Regions from separate parts of the Mus musculus genome. Here region 2 is linked to region 1. The links are chromatin contacts, found by Hi-C or POLR2A ChIA-PET in ENCODE. All regions are on one chromosome and are shown on one strand. Each heading gives the region's core, a stretch centred on a gene start or an enhancer-like site at or near the end of the contact. The rest is flanking DNA. Distances are from core to core; before and after follow the strand shown. Region 1 holds the start of Erf (Ets2 repressor factor). Region 2 holds the start of Pafah1b3 (platelet-activating factor acetylhydrolase, isoform 1b, subunit 3).

Region 1 (3,729 bases), core at 264-2,763:
CCCCAGGGCCCGGCAGCTCACGAGCCTGTGGGAGTCGGGGAGTGGGGAGTAAGTGGGACGCACGTGACTGACCCTATGGCACTGCACACCCCTACCCCACTCCCGACCCCCTTCCTTGGCCCCAATCCCCTGGCGCCGGAGCCCTGCTCCGAGCCCTTTAAGAGCCGCCCCCACCCGCCGAGCAGGGAGGTGGGGTGGGTGGGCCGGTCGGGGCACACACCCGCACATAGGAGCCGGAGCCGCGGCCGCCGCCGGGGGAAGGAAACAAGTTTGAACAGCGGCGCCCGGCCCCCTTCCCCCTCCCCTCGTCCCCGCCCCGGGCCGGATTCCGACGGGGCAGACGGGCAGGGGGCGGCGAGGCCCCCTCCCCCCGCGCGCCCGGGCGCAAAGTCCAGCCTGTGCGAGCCCGGGGGCGGCGGGGGAGGGGAAGGGGGAAAGTCCGAGTGGGAGGGGGGGTTAATCCTGCTGCCCCCCGCCCGGCGATGGGGGGGGAGGGGAATCCTGGCCCCTTAAGGAGGAGCAACTTGGCGGGGAAGAGAGGGGCGGAGGGAAAAGACGGCCCGCTGAAAGAAGCGCAGGATCGGGGAGGGGGAAGGACGAAGGGAGAGCCTCTGCATTCCCCCCCCCCCCCCCATCTTTCCCACCCTCCTCAACTCCCAGCCTCCGCCCGCGCCGGAGGAGGGTACCCAAGTCTCCCCTGAGCCACCTTAAAGCCGCGCGTTCTAAGGTCGGAAACAAAAAGTTCCTTTTTCGAACGTTCGGGCTGCGCTTTGGAACTTTGCGACTCAGTCCGGGCGGGGGAGCGAGGAGACGGACGGGGGAGGGGCGGTGCAGCCCGGACCCCGAGTCCCGTGTTCCCCTCTCACGCCCAGCTCCAGGCCATCCCGTATCCCGCTCACCGGGTGCTGGGCACGCGCTGCCGTGAAGGTCACGGGCCGGACCGCGCAGCGCAGAACCGAGCATAGCGGGTCCCTGTACAGAACCCCCACCTCGCACCGCACACGTCCCGGCCCCCGGAGTGCAACGTGACAGAACGACAGGGAGGGGACTCTGCCACCCCAGTGATCCCGGGAGAACCCAGGTTGCCGAGTCCGGGAAGGGAAAGCCCAGCACCCGCAGCACCCATACCATTCCGAAAGGATCCACAGAATTGGGGCTCCCAGGCAGCACCCCAGCTCGCGCCTCTAGAAGCAACAGGTCTCGAGTGCTTGGGGGTCCCCAAGAACTGGGTATCAATCGGGCTCCCCAGAACCCCTTCAGCCCCCACCCAAAGTTTTCCCTCCCGGTTTCCCGGGGCAACAAGTCTCCCCCACACGTGCTGCCCCCGCCCCCACCTGTGTCCGCCGGGGTCTTCATGCTGGGGGGCCCGGGGCAAGGCGCCCCAACTCCGGGCCGCTGCTCCTGGCGCCCGCGTTGCCCCGTCCCGTCCCGCGCCCGTTGGGACGCCCTCGCCGCCGCACCCGGCCTCGCCTCTCAGAGCCTCTCCCCTCCCCGCCGCCGCCTCCCGGGTTAATATCGCACTCCGGGGCCGGGACGCCCACGCCCCCCGGCCGGCGACGTCACCGCCGCGTCGCCATGGAGACACTGTGCCCGCCCCCTCCCGCGCACTCACACACGCTTGCCGGCGCGCAGCCACTGAGGACCGGCCGGCTCTTGGCTTAAAGGGGCCGCGCGGCGGGGGGGGGGGGGGGGGGAGGAAGGGCAGGGAGGGGCTGGGGAGGTCCTGGGGGTCACGACCCTTCTTGGAGGCTCTAAGTCAGAAGAACTTAAGTCTTCAGCACTCAGTACCTGCTGCCTCTCTTCTGCCCTTTCCTGGCTCCAGAGTTTCTTTTGGGACCTTTTTGGAGGAAAGGAATTATATGAAGGGGGACGATCAGAAATTTTTGTGGGGAAGGGGCAGAGTCTTCTCCGCAGGGGGGCGGAGTCTGGATCTTGGAGGATGATCAAGAGCACAGCCATTTCCCAGCCTGAGTTTACCCAACCCCCTCAACCCCGAGCCTGAAAGAGGGCAGCTGTCCAGGGGTGGGGTGGAATGGGTGGGAAACATTTCCCAGCATCGGAAATGGGGAGGCGGCTGTACCCTCGACTCCTGTGGAGATGGGGTCTTGGCCTTCCTGATAGACCCAGTCCAGCTGGGGAGGAAGTGACCAGAATGCATTCGGGAGCCCCCACAATCACCACTGTCCCTTAGGCTGCAGCTGTCCTGGGAACGCGGCCGGAGGTACCCCCACCTCCACACTGGAGCAGGGGGTTCCGGAGATAGTGCCAGGATGCTGGGGGCGACCCAAGTCTGAACAAATGTGCTCCGGAGGAGCATTGGGGGTCGCCAGGAGAGAGGAAGACAGGGCTTAAGACCAAAGGCCCGAGCGTAGGGGAAGTGTTAAGTCTGTGTTCGCTGCAGCAGATAGGAGGAATGGATGGAGCCTGAGGCTCGGGAAACAGGAAATCGGGGTACCGATCGGATGCAGGTAGGCAGCCTGCTACTGGGTAGAGGGGAAGCAGAGCTATATTCTCATAAACTAAACCTAAACAGTCTCAGGGAAATAATGAAAAATAAACCAACCGGAGTTACCAAAGGAAGAGATAGGGGACTAGGAGACTGAAAAGATGATGAATCAGAGCCGTGAGATGCGGCAAGCAAGAGGGAAGGCCTATCTGGCTCAGGCTATAGGTGCTTAAGGCTTCAAACCCAAACTTCTCCGTTGTTGGGTTCCTATTCAGCCTTTAAACCAGCTCACGGGTGCTAGAGAGAAGTCTCATGCCTCCTCCTTAGGGAGACCATGGCCTCCAGGGAAGTGTCACCCCTTTGGGAATTATGTAACCTTGCCTACGGACAGTGCAGCTCCCCACGGATATTGTAACCCTCTGGGAGCAGCGTGGTCCAGCAATAATCATCATTGTTACAATAACAGCTCTCAATTCTTAGTGCTCACGATGTGCCAGGCTGGGAGCCAAGCATTGTCTGTAACATCTTCATACTCATAAAATCCCAATGAGGGGCCTGCTATTGTAACCCCTACCACAGATTAAGAACCAAAGGCTCTTTCTTACAGGGGAAATTAATCTGCCAAAGTCCTATAGCAAGGAAGTGCTGGGATCAGTATTCAAGGCCTGATCTGTACAATTCCAGTTTTGCCATTGTACTTCACTGTTTAAAATAGATCCGTAACACACCCCATGTCCCCATTTCCTGACAACAAAAACAGACTTGAGTGGCAACCCTACTTCTCCTACCCACTCTCTTACCTAAAACAACGGAAATCACCTCTTTAAGCCTCGTCTGTAAAAATGGGGCTATTTTTTAGGCCCTGAAAGATAAAAGATTATTATTAAAAACTGGGTTGTGGTATAAATGTACAGTAATAGCCAGGTGATGGTGGCGCACGCCTTTAATCCTAGCACTTGGGAGACAGAGGCAGGCGAATTTCTGAGTTCGAGGCCAGCCTGGTCTACAGAGTGAGTTCCAGGACAGCCGGGGCTACACAGAGGAACCCTGTCTCCAAAAACAAAAACAAAACTAACTAAATAAATGTACAGTAATAATTGGGATGGGGTAATAGCTCAGTATCTTTGGCATGCTTGGGAGTCCCTGTTACACTGCCAGCACCAATAATTAATTAAATAAAGCTATGCACACTAGCTCACTCCTGTAATCTCAGCTCTCATGCTGAAACCAGAGGACCGGTCCATTTTAGAGCCAGCCTGGGCTACATGAGAGTTCAAGGCTAG
Region 2 (3,971 bases), core at 541-3,040, 47 kb after region 1:
TTCTGCTGTGTGGCTATGGTTGTTGGTGCCCACCCAGACCACCACAATCTGTGGAAAGAGTGACACAAATCAATAGTAAAGAAGCAGGCAAAAAAGCGGCTAGCCCACCACCCAGGCCTCCTTACCTTGGGCCGGATGTGCTCCAGCTCCCCGTTCTCAAGCCGCCAGAGTACATGCTGTGTGCTGTCACCACCAATGCCAAAGTTAAGTGCATGCAGAGGTGAGAAGAGCTCCCGCCAGATCTGGGGTCAAGAAATGACGTAGACACTAGCCACCACCCTCTGTCCAGGCCATTATGGACATATCATTATGGATTAGCCTTACTTTATGGACAAGGTCCGGTTAAATCTCAGCTTGACCAAATCCGGAATCATGGAACTTATTACTGCTTCACTTTAACCAAAATTCACAGAAGTTACGTTCATTTTATGAAGATCCTGTCTGCTTTAAGTATACACAGAGCTAATGGCAATACAACTGAACCTCATTGTGGGGTGGGGGGGAAAGCCATTGTAGCTAAACGTCTTAGGGACTTTATTACTGATAAAGTCTTTGCAGAATACCATTACAATCAACCTTCACTTTCTGTAAAGCTATTACAACTTCGAGTAAACCCAACAGGGGCTGTGCCCCACCTTAAACAAACAATGAAAAGCCCTCACCTGACACAATCTTGAAGGAACGCCTCAATTTAACTCGACAGAGACAAACCCAACCCGACAAACTCAGGGCACACACTTCATTCTCAGCAGACATGTACATGGGGTTCTTAGATTCCTGCTACCACGGGCATTTCTGTACCCCTTATCTTGTCTTATCAGGTTCTGGGCTTGAAGTGCCAGTGAGGGTGCATGCCTGGATGAGGAAGGAGGAAACGGGTGGACCCTCACCTCACATTGGTGCATTAGCTGAACCAAGGAGTCCCCGATAAAGACTACTTCGGGTTCCTTGTCTTTGCTGTCCGCTACAAACCGATGGTGCTGCAGAGAAAGCCAGAAAGAGTCAAAGGCACGCACGCTCCAGGCCCCGCCCCACCCCGCTGCCTCAGGCGGAACAACCCCAAACAACCCAAACCAGGCTGCCCACCTAGGTGAGGAGGAGGATGTCACGAAGCAGTTCTATAGACATACACGCCCCCCAAGCCCCTAACCCTGGGGACCACGCGCGGTCACTCACCAGAGACATCCAGCGCCCGTCACCCTGCACGTCTTGCACAGGCGTGGGCTTGCTGGCCGGGTTCTCCCCTTCCCCACTCATCCTCAGCACCGCAGCCCCCTGGGGATGAGAGTGGAGTCCGCCCGGGAAAGCTCCGCGAGGACGTGGATCCGCCACGCCCACCCCTACCTCTCGGGCCAACACAATGGACCGTCCTGCCGCGCTCGCTCGCGCGTAGGGCGAAGGCCGAGCCCAGACGCCGCCTCCTTTCGCAGACTAGAAACCGTCACGTAGGAAGGAATCCTCGCTCCCCTCCCCCGATGGAGGCCGCAAAGTGGGCTCGTCTGCCGCTTCCCGCCGGGACCCCTTGCGGCCACGGGGGCCCAACGCAGGGGGGAGGGGCAGGCGAGACCAAGCGGCACTCGTGGCAGGGGAAGAGGGGGCGCAGACAAGAGAGACACAACCCAGAGTGGACGGAAAGGGGCAGGGTACCTGTAAAGCCGACAGGGACCAGGGACAATCTAGCGCCCTCCGTCCGAGGAGGAAATCATTTGCTGCAGGGCCAGAAAACTCCGGAAGAGACCACCTACGGGGGTGTGTGTGTGTGTGTGTAACCCATTCACATAGGAGAGGGAGTGGACGAGCTCATTCCTAGATCCGCGGAGGGGGTGGCTCTTAGACACCTGGGAAGGGACGCTCCCATTTCTTACTGGTGTAGGGATTTGAAAGGAAGCTAGCCAAACTGGGCGGTGGTGGCACACGCCTTTAATCCCAGCACTGGAGGGAGCCAGAGACAGGTGGATGTACTAGTTCGAGGACAGGCTGGTCAACAGAGTTCTAGGACAGCCAAGGCTACACAGAGAAACTCCCGTCTTGAAAACAAAAACAAAAAGAAGTGAAGCTGGTGGAGGCAGCACCAGAGTGGCTTTGAGGGGACTTCCCTATTTAAAACTTTCTGTTTTCTTTTGAGATGAGATTTCACTCTGTAACTTTAGCTCTCATGGAACTTGCTATAAACAGCAGGCAGGCCTTGAATTCACAGAGATCTACCTACCTCTGACTCCTGAGTGCTAAGATTAAAGCTGTGTGCCACCAGGCCAAGCCCAACACTAAGGCTTTGTTATTGTTATTTATTATTTATTTGTTATGTATATGTATATACGTGTGTGTGTGTGTGTGTGTGTGTGTGTGTGTGTGTCTTTTTTAAGGTAGGGTTTTTAAGGTAGGGTTTTTCTGTATGACAGAGCCCTCCCTGGCTGTCCTGGACTTGCTTTGTAGACCAAGCTGGCCTGTAGAGTGGTGGTATTATAGGTATGTGCCACTAGACCCAGCTTCAACATTAGTTTTTTAGTGGTATAAAATCTCAAATGCATATCTTCATGCCTCAGAGGCACCATCAGATCTATGTGAAAGAGGTGCAGAAAGATCAGAAATTGGAGATGGCTGCAAGGCCCAGCCCAGGTCCAACTTGGCATCCGTCCTGCAGATCACCTTGCACCTCCTAGGCCTCTGTTCCTCTCTCTAGATACAAAGTTCCATCATCAACTTCAGGTGGGTGGCTCTGGACTCCAAATCCCATGTCTGTAGCCAAGGCCACTTTCTATCATCTTCTTTCTTTCCCTGGCTCAAACTAAACCCCAAATCGCAGTGTTTTCTCAGATGCCCAGGGTCTCCCTCACCCCTAAATGGCCTAGTTGTTTTCTGGCAGCCCCACCTAGCGACTGAACTTTCAAACCTATCCATTCCTTCTTGTTGGCTTGATACTAAAGTAGTGAAGAGTTTTATTTATTGTGTTCACATTCTGTCTCAATCTCTTTCCCTAATCTGGACCTGGCATGAAGTTATTACTAAACAAGTGCAGTGCTTGCAGAATGATATTAGTTACATTAATGGTCAGATCCTGGCTATCTCCATCCATGTGTTGGAGAGAGAGACTCAGACATGACTGAGAAAGGCCCGGGACTCTGAGGCTTTGTGTTTCTCTAGAACAGAACTTCTTTCCTGTGTGCTTGTTTGGAGGTACGGTCTCATGTATGAGATGACTTTAAACTCACCATCCTCCAGCCTCTACCATGGTGAACAGGGCTTCCTCAACTTTTTCTACTTGAGCCCCACTTTTGCCTGAGAAAGTTTTTGGTTTTGATTTTTTTCTTTCTAAATAGGAGGTCTTACTATGTAGCTTAGGCTACCCAGAACTCATTGTGTAGACCAGACTAGCCAAATCTACCCTAGTGATGGCAATAAAGGTGTGCTCAACCATTCCAGCCCAAGAAAGCTGTGTGTGAGTGTGTGGTTGTGTGTGAATTTGAGTGTGTGTGTGTGTGTGTGTGTGTGTGTGTTTATATCTTTGTAAGATTATATGTGCATTTGAAGGCAGGTGACTGCAGAAGTCAGAACCGGGTGTCAGATCTCCTAAAGCTGGAGTCAAAGGCAACTGTGAGCGGCCCTGTGTGGATGCAAGAACTGAACTCAGTCCCTTAACCAGGGAGCTGTCTCTCCAGATGCTAGACTGAATAGTTTTTATATTACCCTGGGCTTATGGGTGTATAATATGGGTATATTTACATCTAATATTCCCTGATACTACTATAAAGAAAAGGACTTAGAACAATTCTTTTGTGCAGATATAATTTTACCATTTATTAAAAACAAAAGCACATTTGCATACTAATAAGCTAGGTGTACTTATTTTGTTTGTTTGTTTGTTTTTTCTTTGTGTAGCCCTGGCTGTCCTAGAGTTTATTCTGTAGATCAGGCTGACCTTGAACTCACAGAGAGCCACCTGCCTCTCTCTCTCTACTGAATGCTGAGATTAA

Evidence for each region. Hi-C counts contacts between places; a loop is a spot of excess contacts on that map. ChIA-PET counts read pairs that join two places held with the same protein, here RNA polymerase II (POLR2A).
Region 2: POLR2A ChIA-PET joins it to region 1 with 16 read pairs in Patski. The contact joins the promoter of Pafah1b3 here to the promoter of Erf in region 1. A Hi-C loop is called at or near these places in 1 of 37 maps with a recorded cell type or tissue (left cerebral cortex). POLR2A ChIA-PET finds 5 or more read pairs at or near these places in 4 of 5 experiments (Patski and embryonic stem cell).

What each region holds. Positions count from the first base shown.
Region 1 is chr7:25,249,245-25,252,973 of GRCm38, forward strand. It overlaps Erf (Ets2 repressor factor), which reads right to left and starts at 1,514. Exons shown (of 4, transcript NM_010155.3): 1 at 1,335-1,514. The coding sequence starts at 1,356.
Region 2 is chr7:25,296,196-25,300,166 of GRCm38, forward strand. It overlaps Pafah1b3 (platelet-activating factor acetylhydrolase, isoform 1b, subunit 3), which reads right to left and starts at 1,791. Exons shown (of 5, transcript NM_001357350.1): 1 at 1,177-1,791; 2 at 891-980; 3 at 126-242; 4 at 1-48. The coding sequence starts at 1,257.